2 separate regions of the Homo sapiens genome follow, and region 1 is linked to region 2. Evidence: chromatin contacts called from ENCODE Hi-C or POLR2A ChIA-PET data. All regions are on one chromosome and are shown on one strand. Each heading gives the region's core, a stretch centred on a gene start or an enhancer-like site at or near the end of the contact. The rest is flanking DNA. Distances are from core to core; before and after follow the strand shown.

The links. Hi-C counts contacts between places; a loop is a spot of excess contacts on that map. ChIA-PET counts read pairs that join two places held with the same protein, here RNA polymerase II (POLR2A). Pooled maps may share reads with other maps.
Region 1: a map with no recorded cell type shows a loop between it and region 2 (13-fold over the local background). The contact joins two enhancer-like sites. A Hi-C loop is called at or near these places in 1 of 168 maps with a recorded cell type or tissue (heart left ventricle), 10 of 37 single-sample maps with no recorded cell type and 9 of 50 pooled maps. POLR2A ChIA-PET finds 5 or more read pairs at or near these places in 2 of 52 experiments (activated B cell and activated T-cell).

The regions. Positions count from the first base shown.
Region 1 is chr16:48,627,527-48,634,185 of GRCh38, forward strand. The region is part of intron 1 of LOC105371240 (a long non-coding RNA gene); the gene reads left to right. Among named protein-coding and RNA genes, the nearest start is that of N4BP1, 21 kb to the left of the region's middle. RefSeq lists enhancers at 1,750-2,251, 2,252-2,751. Within about 2 kb of position 2,950, at least 2 of the 41 ENCODE cell types and tissues checked have a DNase peak (open chromatin) inside an H3K27ac peak, as active enhancers do.
Region 2 is chr16:48,428,690-48,435,519 of GRCh38, forward strand. No RefSeq gene overlaps it. Among named protein-coding and RNA genes, the nearest start is that of SIAH1, 47 kb to the left of the region's middle. RefSeq lists enhancers at 2,317-2,506, 3,398-3,942, 3,754-3,873. Within about 2 kb of position 3,567, at least 6 of the 41 ENCODE cell types and tissues checked have a DNase peak (open chromatin) inside an H3K27ac peak, as active enhancers do.

The sequences.
Region 1 (6,659 bases), core at 1,700-4,199, 200 kb after region 2:
CTGCTCCTACCTGCACTGCTCTCTCTGTCTCTGTCCCCCGTCTTCCTAGTGGACTCCCTTAGGGATAACCACTACTGTTTGTTTTTTGTGGAACTTTCCACCTTTTTTTTTGTATGTGCGTTGGGGTTTCAATCTGTTGCCCAAGGTGGCGTGCAGTGGAACGATCAAGGGTCACTTCAGCCTCAAACTCCTGGGCTCAAGTGATTCTCCTGCCTCAGACTCCTTAGTTGCTGGGACTATCTTTCTACATTTTATTTTATTTATTTTTATTTTTATTTTTGAGATGGAGTCTCAATCTGTCACCCAGGCTGGAGTGAAGTAGTGTGATCTCTGCTCACTGCAACCTCCACCTCCTGGGTTCACACAATTCTCCTGCCTCAGCCTCCTAGTAGCTGGGATTACAGGTGCATGCCACCATGCCCAGCTAATTTTTATATTTTTAGTAGAGATGGGGTTTCGCCATGTTGGCCAAGCTGGTCTCGAACTCCTGACCTCAGGTGATGATCTGCCTGCCTCAGCTTCCCAAAGTGCTGGGATTACAGGTGTGAACCACCATGCCCAGCCGTAGCTTGTTATTTTCATAGGACGAAATCTATCTATATAAGAACATTGAGAGCCCCCACATTCTATTGCTTTTATCTGCTCAAGCAGCTTATTTTACAATTTCTTTCACTAGTTCCCTAATGATGGGCATTTATTTTATTAATTTTTAGAGATGAGGTCTCCCGATGTTGCCCAGGCTGGAGTGCAGTGGCTATTCACAGGTGCAATCATAGTGCACTATAGCCTTGAACTCCTGGGCTCAAGGGATCCTGCTACCCCAGCGTCCAGAGTAGCTGAGACTGTACCTGGTTTCCTGAAGGGCAGTTTGTTTCCAGTCTCTTGAAGACACATTGTTAACTATGACCCAGATGAGCAGGCTCAAATTACCCAGGGTTTAAACTGCAACTACAGAGTAAAGAGTGTCTAGACTCACCCTTGAAAACAGCCAGGCCCCACATTTGAGACCAGCCACCTTATCTCAGTAAATGCGAGGCTGTTTCTCCTCCGGCCTTGGAATGGATCACTGTTGAGGCACCATGTGAAGTCGCAGGTGTGCATTTAGAGGCCTGATGGTACAAATCATGTCTTTACACACTGCAGTCATTCGCGTTGTGGTCAGCTCCTGCTGCAAGAGTCTTTTGGAACAAAGGGCCTAGTGGATTCACAGCCTCCATCTCATGTCCTCTGTGGTCTCGTTGCATCCATAATGAGTGGACTCACTCAAGGTGTTAAACTTGTTTGGGGAGTGTAGGAGCAGATGAACATACAGATGAGCTTTGACAGTTCCTGTGGGGTGCTGGTGGCTGCCTTATGCTGAGCTGCGTGGTGGTGATTGCTCCCCATGGGTGCTCCGATGGGCCTTCTGCGATCACTTTCCCCACTCTCCCTCATCAGACTGTGAGCTCCCTAAAGCCCAAAGTGGAGATCATGGGTCCCTGCAGTTCTCACAGCCTTGGACATAAGCCCTCGGTGCAGACAATGACTGAGCACTCACCATGTGTCCTGCTTATTTAATTTATCACTTAATTGATCATGCTGTCATCTTTTTCTGCATAATAACTCCCCGAAGTAGGTGCCATTATTATTCCCTATTTTGAGATGAAGAAAATAAGGCACAGAGAGGCTGAGCAACTCGTCAGGGTCACACAGCTCCTGACTGGACAGACTGTGAGTCCGATAGATTTGGCTCCAGGCGCTGCCCTCCTTTCCACTCTCTGCTGCCTCCGTGATCTTTTCTCTTTGTCTTGAGAAGTCAGGGAGGGAAAGCTGGGCCACGTTTACTTTAATTCAACATAAAACAATAACATTTGATTTAGCAGAGTGTATTGTGTTTGAGTTCCGGCTCTGCTAATAATTAGCTGTTACAACCTTGGGACAGTTACTTAATGTTTTCATTTATCATCCATAAAACGGCAACAATGACACTGATTTCACAGGGCTGTTGTGCGGCTGGGTGAACCGGCATGCATAAGGAACTCGGCTCACTGCAGCCTTGACTTCCAAGAGGTCGCCAATTCCATTTGCCACAAATGGGCCAGGTCCTCAGAGTATGGGGCCCGGAACCGCAGCACAGACCTCACTCAAGAGCTTGTTAGAAATGCACAGTGCTGGCTGGGCGCGGTGGCTCACACCTGTAATGGGAGGCCGAGGCGGGCGGATCTCCTGAGCTCAGAAGTTCGGAATGACCCTGGGCAACATGGTGAAACCCCGTCTCTACTGACATACAAAAAATTAGCTGGGCGTGGTGATACGCGCCTGCAGTCCCACCTACTTGGGAGGCTGAGGCACGAGAATCGCTTGAGCCCCCGGAGGTGGAGGTTGCGGTAAGCTGAGATTGCACCACTGCACTCCAGCTTGGGCTACAGAGTGAAGAATTCGTCTCAAAGAACAAAAACAAAAACAAACAAACAAAAAAGAAATGCACAGTGCCAGGCCCCATCCCACAGCCCCAAGCCTGACCTTTTTTTTCTCTCTAACATAAAAGCTTGCAAGGACACTCGCCATGTGCCCTGCTTATTCAATTAATCACTTAACTGATCATGCTGTCATCTTTTTCTGCATAATAACTCCCTGAAGTAGGTGCCATTATTATTCCCTATTTTGAGATGAAGGAAATAAGGCACAGAGAGGCTGAGAATCGGAATCTGCATTTTCATAAGGTGCCCAGGTGAGGCGTAAGCGTGCTACAGCCCTAGAAGCCCTTCTCTACAGCAGTGGATTCAATCACCTTCCACTAGGACCCCCCGCCCAGTTATACCCGTGGTGTGGGGTTGGGGCTGGGCAGCCCAATTTTACCAGCTGCTTCAGCCTATTCTGAGGTGTGGGGATCCAGCTACAAGAAAGAGCAGAGATAAAAGACGGAAGCAGTTTCATCATTTTTGATGTGACAAGGAAGTCACGTTTTTGTCTGGAGTTCTCGGACTCTGTCATCTTTTTCTGGGTTCTCCTTCCGTCCTGACTCAACTTGGCATTTTGAGAAATGAAGCTTTAGCGACTCAGGAAGGGTGGCCAGAGACAACAGTGCCACCTTGTGGCAGCAGCCTGGCATTACAGTCCTGGAAGGCGGCTGTTTAAATGGAAAGAACTGTGATAACAGGGTAGTCATAGAGAAATCTCAGCGAGCCTTTATTATATGCCAGACGCCATGCCAAGTCTTCTTCATGGATTTGTTTATTTAAAACTCACAAGAGTAAGAAGTAGATACTATTATTATCCCAGTGTTACAGGCCTGGAGGAATGGAGCTTGAGAGAGAGGGAGCTATGCTCATGATCTCTGGGTAGTGAGGGCTGGAGCTGGGGCCAGCTTGGGCAGTCGGGCTTTAAAGTCCACGATTCCAACCCTTTTTTTCTTTTTTTTTGAGAAGGGGTCTCACTCTGTCACCCAGGCTGGAGTGCAGTGGTGCAATCTCGGCTCACTGCAACCTCTGCTTCCCAAGTTCAAGCGATTCTCTTGCCTCAGCCTACCGAGTAACTGGGATTACAGGCACTTGCCACCATTCCCCGCTAATTTTTGTATTTTTAGTAGAGATGGGGGATTCACCATGTTGGCCAGGCAAGTCTCGAACTCCTGACCTCAAGTGATCAACCTGCCTTGGCCTCCCAAAGTGTTGAGATTACAGGTGTGAGCCACCGCGCCTGGCCTGATTCTAACCTTTGGATATATTTCCTTTTTAAAAAAAGAAGGATCCCTTTCTGGTGGGGACCTCCAGATTTTAGACTCTTTAGACCTGTGCTATTTTATTGACTGGAGCCAAGCAGTGAAGCCCTGGGTGGGGAGCTGGGGACCTGGGCTCTGGTGTTAGCTCCCCTCTCTCCTACCCAGGGAGTCCCGGGCAGTCATTCAGGTTCTTTTTCTTAGTTTGTAGGTGGAGGATAATAATATTTCACCTGGGCCGGGCGCGGTGGCTCACGCCTGTAATCCCAGCACTTTGGGAGGCCGAGGCGGGCGGATCACGAGGTCAGGAGATCGAGACCATCCCGGCTAAAACGGTGAAACCCCGTCTCTACTAAAAATACAAAAAATTAGCCGGGCGTAGTGGCGGGCGCCTGTAGTCCCAGCTACTTGGGAGGCTGAGGCAGGAGAATGGCGTGAACCCGGGAGGCGGAGCTTGCAGTGAGCCGAGATCCCGCCACTGCACTCCAGCCTGGGCGACAGAGCGAGACTCCGTCTCAAAAAAAAAAAAAAATAAATAAATAAATAATATTTCACCTGTTCACCTTATAGCATCTTTGCAAGAATCTATGGAAAACAGACAATTGGAATTGAAATTGTATAGCAGTGGGAAAGGCAAGGTAGTGTCTGATATTCTTAGCAAATAGAAGGGTAAAAAGATGCGATTTTCCCTGATACCTCAAACCAACTGCACTTGAATTAACATAGAAACAGAAAACCAAATACCCCATGTTCTTACTTATAAGTGGGAGCAAAATATTGGGTATTGGGACACAAAGATGGAAACAATAGACACTGGGGACTCCTAGAGGGTAGAGGAAGAGAGCTGCAGGGGTTGGAAAACTACTTATTGGGTCCTATGCTTGTGACAGAATCAATCGTACCTTAAACTTCGGCATCATGCAATATACCCATGTAACAAACCTGCATGTATATCCTCTGCATCTAAAACAAAAGTTGAAATTAAAAAAGAAAAGAAGAGACGTGGCTGGGCAAGGTGGGTCACACCCATAATCCCAGTACTTTGGGTGGGCACCTGTAATCTCAGCTACTCAGGAGGCTGAGGCAGGAGAATCGCTGGAACCTGGGAGGTGGAGGTTGTAGTGATCTGAGATCACGCCACTGCATTCCAGCCTGAGGAACAAGAGTGAAACTCCATCTCAAAAAAAAAAAAAAAAAAGAAGAGACGTGGTTGTGCTAGGTTAATAATAAACCCTAAACTCTCAGCAGTTCAAAAGAACAGAGTGTCTTTCTCACCCCATGCTGTGTGTCCACTGCAGGTCCACCAGGGGCTCTGCTTGTCTTAGTCACTCAGGGGCCTTGTGTGACAGAGACTCCATCTCAACAAGTGCTTCTGTGACCCAGCAGGCAGTAAAAAGAGGATGGAGACCACAGACTGACCTGTCTGCTTCTGCCTAAAAGTGACACATGTCATTTTCACTCATACTTCATGGGCCAAAGCAGATCACATGGCCGTGCACGAGCTCAAGTGGGTGGAGAGGTGCAGCCCCACCATGTGCCCAGAAAGAGAGCTGAGCATTTGAGACCTTTCTTTCTTCTTTTCTGCTTTCCCTCTTCCCTTCTTCCTGCTTTCCTTCCCTTCTTATTTACTAAGTGCCTACTATTTAGATGATGTATCCTCACTGGGATTATCATTTGTTATTTAAAAAATTTAAATAATAAATTTAATTTGTTTTGTTATTTATTATTTACTTTTTTTTTTTTTCTGAGATGGGGTCTTGCTCTGTCACCCAAGCCAGAGTGCAGTGGCACGATCTCAGCTCACTGCAACCTCCGCCTCCCAGGTCCAAGCGATTCTCCAGCCTCAGCCTCCTGAGTAGCTGGGGTTACAGGCATGCGCCACCGTGCCAAGCTAATTTTTGTATTTTCAGTAGAGATGGGGTTTTGCCATGCTGGCCAAGCTGGTCTCAAACTCCTGAGCTCAGGTGATCCACCCACCTTGGCCTCCCAAAGTCCTGGGATTACCGATGTGAACCACTGTGCCTGGCCTGTTTTTATTTTCTAAAGATGGGGTCTTGCTCTGTTGCCCAACCTAGAGTGTAGTGGCTATTCACAGATATTATCATAGCTCACTGCATAGCTCACTGCAGAACCTGGGTTTACTGATGCACACCACTGCACCCAGCCTCACTGGGATTATAAAATAAGACAAAACTCCGTCCTCAAGGCTCACATGATCTCATGGCCGAGTCAGAAAAGCCGACCAAGATCAGCACAAGTTGATATGTGAACACAGATATGAGGCAGCTCACCCAGCCTGGTGTGAAGCTAAGGAAGGCTTCCTGGAGGACGTCCCCAAGGAAGGTAGGAACAAGCCTGATGAGAGGCAGGGGAACCTGAATAGCACAGCTCATGCCTGTAATCTTAGCTACCAAGAAGGCAGAGGCGGGAGGATATCTGGAATCCAGGTGTTCAAGACCAGCCCAGGCAACATAGCAAGACTCTTAAAAAAAAAAGACGCAGGGAGATCATTTTCAGCAGAAAGAGCAGAAGATGAAAATGTCTGCAGGAGAGCTCTGTGGCCAGCAGTAAGATGTTCTGCAGGCCTGAGGAATGTTGTGGGGGATGGTGTGAGGATGAGCAGGCACAGCAGGAAGTGGGTCCAGACCACTTAAGGCTTCAGGACCACTGGAGACTGGATTTCCTGAGAAGGCCATGGGGGCCATAGAGAGGCTGGTTAAATTTATTTTATTTTTTCCAATTTAGCCTTGACTTGAAACTCATAAATTTGTTTTCTCTGAGACAGGGTCTCACTATGTTGCCCAGGCTGAACTCAAACTCCTGGGCTTGAGCCATCCTCCTGCCTCAGTCTCCCGGGGTACTACAGGTGTAAGCCACCATGCCCGCCTGCCATAGAAAGGTTTTAAGCAGGACATTAACACTGTGAGGTCCTCTCTCTGTAGGGTGGGTTGGAGGGGAAAGG
Region 2 (6,830 bases), core at 2,317-4,816:
AGATCAAATGCACTGTTTTGACCTTTGACTTGGGGTTTTATATGTTGGCATGTTTCTGGGGGTGTTGGTTCCCTTCTCCCTGATTCTTCCCTTGGGGTGGGCTGTCCGCAGCTGCAGTGGCCTGCCAGCACTTGGGAAAGGAGCATGCACAGTGTGTTTCCTGGAGCTGTGCACATGCTCACTTGAGACGTCTTCCCTTACCAATTGCGTGTTCCTATAAGGAACCAGTTAAACTCTAATTTTGCCTCTTAGTGTGCCTGTGTGAGCCCACTCACCCAGCTTCTGAGATCTTATTAGGAAGCTAATCACCAGCTTCAGGGTTTTTCTATCTGTTGGGAGACTACCTTTGCCTGGTGCTGGCTGTGACCAGTAATGATCTCTGTGAGACAGTGTAACAACTGCCTGACCATCACCTGACAGATGCCTGCCAGTCATGGCGGGAGATGGCCTCTTCTGCCTGCTCATGTCTAGCTACCTACTGTAACAGTTCTATTTACGAAACCAGTTCCATTTATGAAAATTCATCAAGCTGTTCTCATGATATGTGCATTTTTCTTTATGTTGTACTATAAGTGTAGCTGAGAAAAGAAGTATGGGAAGTGGAGGAAAAAGTGTGAAGAAAATGCTAATGGGTTCTGTCTTACAAAGTGAGGAGTGAAGAGAGTTTGTCAGGTTGATGGAGAAGATATAAAATCCGGAATATGTAAATGAACAATAGTAACCAATAGATGAAGTAAAAGTAATACTAGAAGTGTCAAACATGGAGGAAACTAGGGAGGTAAAGTGAGCGTTAAATTCTCATGTTTCATTGTATGAGTCAATAGATGTCTTCCAAGGTGGAATTAGCCACCTAAAGAATTCAAATCCAGGCCAGGTGCAGTGGCTCACACCTGTAATCCCAGCACTTTGGGAGGCTGAGGCAGGAGAATCACCTGAGGTTAGGAGGTCAAGACCAGCCTGGCCAACATGGCAAAACCCCGTGTCTACTAAAAATACAAAAATTAGCTGGGCATGGTGGCACACGCCTGTAATCCCAGCTACTTGGGAGGCTGAGGCAGGAGAATCGCTTGAACCTGGGAGGCAGAGGTTGCAGTGAGCCGAGATGGCACCACTGCACTTCAGCCTGGGCAATAGAGTGAGACTCCATCTCAAAAAAAAAAAAAAATTCAGATCCTAAGCTGGGTGCAGTGGCTCATGCCTGCAATCCCAGCACTTTGGGAGGCTGAGGCAGGAGGATCACTTGAGCCCAGGAGTTCAAGACCAGCTTGGGCAACATAGAGAGACCTCATCTCAAAAAAAAAAAAAAAAAAAAAAAGGTCTCAGATTCTCAGATTTCTAGTGGTGAAAAGACAGCTTCTGAGGTTGGGAGGCATGGGATGGAAGACTGTTGTCATCAGTAATACTGAGCTATTTAATTTATTACCATGTAGGCCAGGTGCAGTGGCTCACACCTGTAATCCTAGCACTTTGGGAGGCTGAGGCGGGCTGATTGCCTGAGCTTAGGAGTTTGAGACCAGGCTGGGCAACATGGCAAAACCCTGTCTCTACTAAAAATACAAAAGCGTAGCTGGACATGGTGGTGCACACCTGTAGTCGGGTGGCTGAGGCAGGAGAATCGCTTGAACCCAGGCGGCAGAGGTTGCAGTGAGCCGAGATCGCACCACTGCACTCCACCCAGCCTGGGCACAGAGCAAGACTCTGTCTCAGAATAATAATAATAATAATAATTTATTACCTTGTGCATCTATTATTTTAATAATACAGACCTTAAAAACAATGCAATTGACCAGGATGGAAGGAAACTAAAAAAAATAAAAATAAAAATAATACAAGACAATAAACAAGCACTACATTGTATGATATAGTCAAGCAGTGCTGAGAAGGGCCTTCTGATGTTTTGAGGCCAGAGCACCTCTTTGCCCTGGCTACCAAACCATGTCACCAAGACCCACAGAATGTCTAAAAGACCTTTTGGCTTTGAAATGTTTCTAGGACACAGGCTATAACCCACATTTTCCCTTAAACTATATTCCTAAAGTAGGCAATGGTATTTCTAAATCTCAGTTTTTCAGTACCATGGGGGAAGCACCAACAACTTTCAATGGTGCTAGGAGAGTCTTAAAGATGTCCCAACAGAATTATTTTTAATATATTTTATGATTTAAACAGTTTATACTCATCAGCATTTGTAGACATTATGAGGCAAGGGGAATACAGAGGAGTATAGGAACCTGCATAAAATTTGATAAACAGTAGGATGTTGTAATCTAAAAATTATTGGGGTATGAAATAAGATTTTTAGGAGGCCATTGGTTTGGACCGAGCTCCCGCACCAGGCTCAACAGACCAAACCAGAATGGAGTCACTCATGTGAAGTTCCACACCACCAAACTGAAAGTAAGTTGTTTATCTGACCTTCCAAGAAATCAGGACAGAGAGAGAGCGATAATAGCCAAATCCCCAAACAGTCTGGTTTTAGCTGGCATGATAAAAAAAAGTCCCCTCTGCTTTAACCTTTACAAGAAAAGTGGCTTTGAAATGACCTATTCACTTTCTGTTTTCTCTTTCTGCTTCCCTCAGCCCCTCTGTTTATAAAACCAAGTTCCGGGCCAAGTGTGGTGGCTCACGCCCGTAATCCCAGCACTTTGGGAGGCCGAGGTGGCCGGATTACCTGAGGTCACATGTTCAAGATCATCCTGGGCAATGTGGTGAAACCCCATCTCTACTAAAAATACAAAAATTAGCTGGGCGCGGTGGTGCATGCCTCTGATGCCAGCTACTCGGGAGTCTGAGGCAGGAGAATCGCTTGAACCCGGGAAGTGGAGGTTGCAGTGAGCTGAGATGGCGCCACTGCACTCCAGCCTAAGAGACAGAGCGAGACTCCATCTCAAAAAAAAAAAAATTAATTAATTAAAAAAATAAAATAAAACCAAGCTCCTCTGCTCAGCTTGTCAGAGCACTCATCTGTCTTATGAAATAAGTGTTGCCTGATTCTGGAATCACAAATAAAAGCCAATTAAGATCTTTAAACTAAACTTGTTGTAATTTTGTCTGTTGAAAGAGGTTTGCCATGGAATTAACAGAAGTCACCTTAAATTCAGGTCTTTTTCACACCTTGGACAAAACACACAGCTGAAGCAGGATGTCAGCTCACAAATGTTCATTTACTTCACTCCACAAAAATATACACTAGGCTGAGTCCTGGAGATTCAGCGCACACCTTCAAGGACCCTTTAGGAGAGTAGACAGATTTTGTGAATTAAAATGGCAATTAATAGGGCCTTCTCCCTATTAAATGTATTCATAACATTTTGCACCCAATTTAGGAGGCTCCTGGGCCACCCCTAAAGCCCATCCTTGGAAGGATTCATGAACTTTTTGCTCTAAGAGTCTAAGAACTTAGGACCACCGTGTTTCTTATCACTTCCATGGATCCTAGGGCAAGGGTGCTTCTTGGGAAGCCAGCAGCCAGGAGACTCCTCTTGCAAGAAGATCCTGGAACATCTCTTCTGTTCACAGAGATATTCCAAGTGGAACCAAAGACAAGTCGAGCACCTTTGTTTACAGCTGAAGAAACTGGAAACCCAGAAAGGGGAAGTTTCACACAAGGTCTACTTCCTCATCCACTTAGAGATCACAATAACAATAGTCACAATTGCTGCCTCAATGGAGTGCAGGGGAGTGGCAGTCACTCAAAGATCCTTCCAACACTCTGGCCTGGGCTTGATCATCCCTGTTCTCCAGAGTCAGAGAGGACGAGTGGCTTGTCAGGTCACACAGCAGGAAGTAGCCCAGCTTGGCACAGAACTCAGTTCTGTGGAACTTCAAAGCAGGATGCCAACAGTTAAGAGGGCTATAAAGGTGGCAGAGACACTGTCTTTGCCCTCATGAAGCTGGTAATCTTATTGGCTCTGGGGATGGGGCATTAATATGTAAAGAAGTTAACATAGGGGCAGTGGCTGATCCCTGTAATCCCAGCGCTTTGAGAGGCCAAAACAGGAGGATCACTTGAGGCCAGGAGTTCAAGACCAGTCTGGGCAACATAGCGAGGCCCTGTTCCCTACAAAAATAAACAAACAAATAAATAAAATAAAGAGTAAATAAAAAGTTAGCATATTTATTGAATGCTTATACCTGGCCTGGAGAGATGCTCCCCGGGATAGAGCCCTGAGTCCTGAATCCATGCTGCCGGATTTTGCATTCTCTTTGGCTCAGATGATAGTTGTTTTTGTTTTTTTGAGATGGAGTCTCACTCTGTTGCCCAGGCTGGAGTGCAGTGGCGCCATCTCGGCTCACTGCAACCTCCACCTCCCAGGTTCAAGTGCTTCTCATGCCTCAGACTCCCGAGTAGCTGGGATTACAGGCATGTGCCACCATGCCTGACTAATTTTTGCAGTTTTAGTAGAGACAGAGTTTTGCCATGTTGCCCAGGCTGGTCTCGAACTCCTGGCCTCAAGTGATCCACCCACCTCGGCCTCCCAAAGTGCTGGGATTACAGGTATGCGCCACCATGCCCGGCCTGAAATCACAGTTTTAATGCTGTGCACACTCAGGCTGCAGTTTGTAGAGTTCTGTCAGGCAGAGAGCAGGTGTCCTAGTTTCCTCAATTTTGCACCAACCAAGGGCCTCTGTGACTCCCACCTGGAGCCCTGCTTGTCTCCTCCAGCTTGCACATAAGAGGCAGCTGTGCTGAGTCTTTCTGCCTTGGTGGGGAGGTGAGAACTGCGCAGGGGGACAGGGAGCCTCTGCGGGGGTGGGAGGTCCTCTAATCAGCCTGCCATCAGTTATTGATCAGACCCCCGGGTCAGAACTTCTCCCTGGCCACGAGGCCTGGTTGACCTCTCCAGCCCGATCTGTTTCTCCACGGTCCTCCTTACCCCACTACCAATCCATATTTGCACCTGCCTGAACAGATACGCAGTTGCCGCCTTCCTTGCGTTGTCCACACAGCTCCCCTGCCTGGAAGGCCCTGGCCGTCCTGATCGCCGGGCAGTGAGTTCCTGTCCTTCCTTCACAGGCTGCTCACGCTCCAGTTCTGCGAGGCCCTCCCTGACCTCCAGCCTAACTTTGAGCCCTGCTGTTTTCAATGCCTCTGTTTCTGTCATTTCACTTGTCTTTCTCCTTCTTAGGGAGCCATATTCTTTCCTATGTCCCTGTCCTTTGCATGAGGCATAGTGTCCAGGACACACTCAAAAATACCAAAAAATGAAGGCACGCTCCTTCCCTTCTCTCCCTCTACACCCGGGCCTCATTTAATTATGCACAGACTCTGGGAGTTGGCAAGTATTCACTTCAATTCCTCACTTTACAGATGAGGAAACCAAGACCCAGAGAGAGGAAGTGACTTCCCCAAGGTCACAGGCTGTTGATAGAGTCCAGACTGAACCCAGGTTTCTTTCCTCCCTGTCTTGCACCCTATTCCCTTCCCCATGCCTCTCAGAGTAGCCTTTCTCTTGGGGAAATGATGATTTTATTTAGCCACAAGGACCCTGTGATTGGATTAGGTTGTCCTCAAGACAACAGAGGGGGCCTCCAAGAAAGACATCTTTAATGGTGGAGGAGGAAGGAAGTGTAGAATAAGAATTGCTACAAACTTTGGTTTCCTCCTGTGTAAAACTGGGAGCCTGACCCCTGTCCTGCAGCAGTGTTCTGAGGATATGTGTTGATGTAAGAGCCGAGGTTCTCATTCATGAAAAGCTTATATCACATGCTTCTCTTGCTGGCGGAATATCGCTTCTTCAGTCAAGAGCTTTTATAATCTGGCCCAAATTACCTTTCCAGACTCATCTTATCCTATTCTAGCCCAACAGCTCACACTCCAGCCACATCTGGCTCCTCCCCTGTCCTAACCATTTCCTACCCTTTCCTCCTCTGTACCTATTTCCTCAGCCTGGACTAGCCTTTCCTCTCAATCCAACTATTGCATCCCCGGTCCATTTCTGGGTCCAGTTCAAAGACCACCTCCTCTGAGAAGTCTTCCCTGATAGCCCTCCTTTCTGTGTCTCTGACGGTTTGCTCACTCTTCTCCTTAGGCATGGCTTGGTCATTTCCATTTGGATAAATGTTCCTCTTCCTTTTACCCTGTGGGTTTCTTGAGAGCAGAGATCCTGTGCTGTCAATATCTGTGTTTCCTGCAGCTCTTAGGCAGCTCTAGTACAGAGCAGTTGCCCCATCCTGTCTGTGGTAAGCAAGAAATAAAGGCTTCCTGGGACAGAGTCAATGTGAAGAAAGATAACACCAGGCAGAGCCTTCAGGTGAAGCAGGAACATGGCTTCCAAGAACACTAATCATTGGTTTTGCAGAGCAAACCCCTAGCTGGCTCCTTTGTGTGCCTATTTTGGCCCAACTTTCACGTCAGCACGTTTCCACCATCCCCAAGCTGGAACTTCCCTCTGCCTCTCCGTGACTGACCCTTGCCTCACCAGATGTTTATTTTGCCTCCCAGGCTGAGGAGTTTAGACACTGCTCTTGCAATAGGGGCCCCAGGCAGCTGTGTGACCTTGGCATGTTACTTTGCATCTCTGAGCCTTGGTGCACCTCCTCTGCAAAACAGCAATTTAAAATAGCACCTGACTCCTGGGTTGCTGTGTTAATTAGATGAGCCAAGACATGGGAGGTGCCTAGCCCAGTGCCTGACACGAAGTAAATACTCAATTAAAGATGGAAAAAACAAAAATAAACTCACTTAGTATGTGTTTCCCTCTGTGTTGCCAAAACCTGTTCCTGGACCCTTGCCACCCATCTTGCTGTTTGGCGAGTCTTGCTTGGGGCAGTTTCCAGCTGCCCCCTGCCGGGAGCACCCCTGATGGAAACCTGGGACCCAGGAAGGA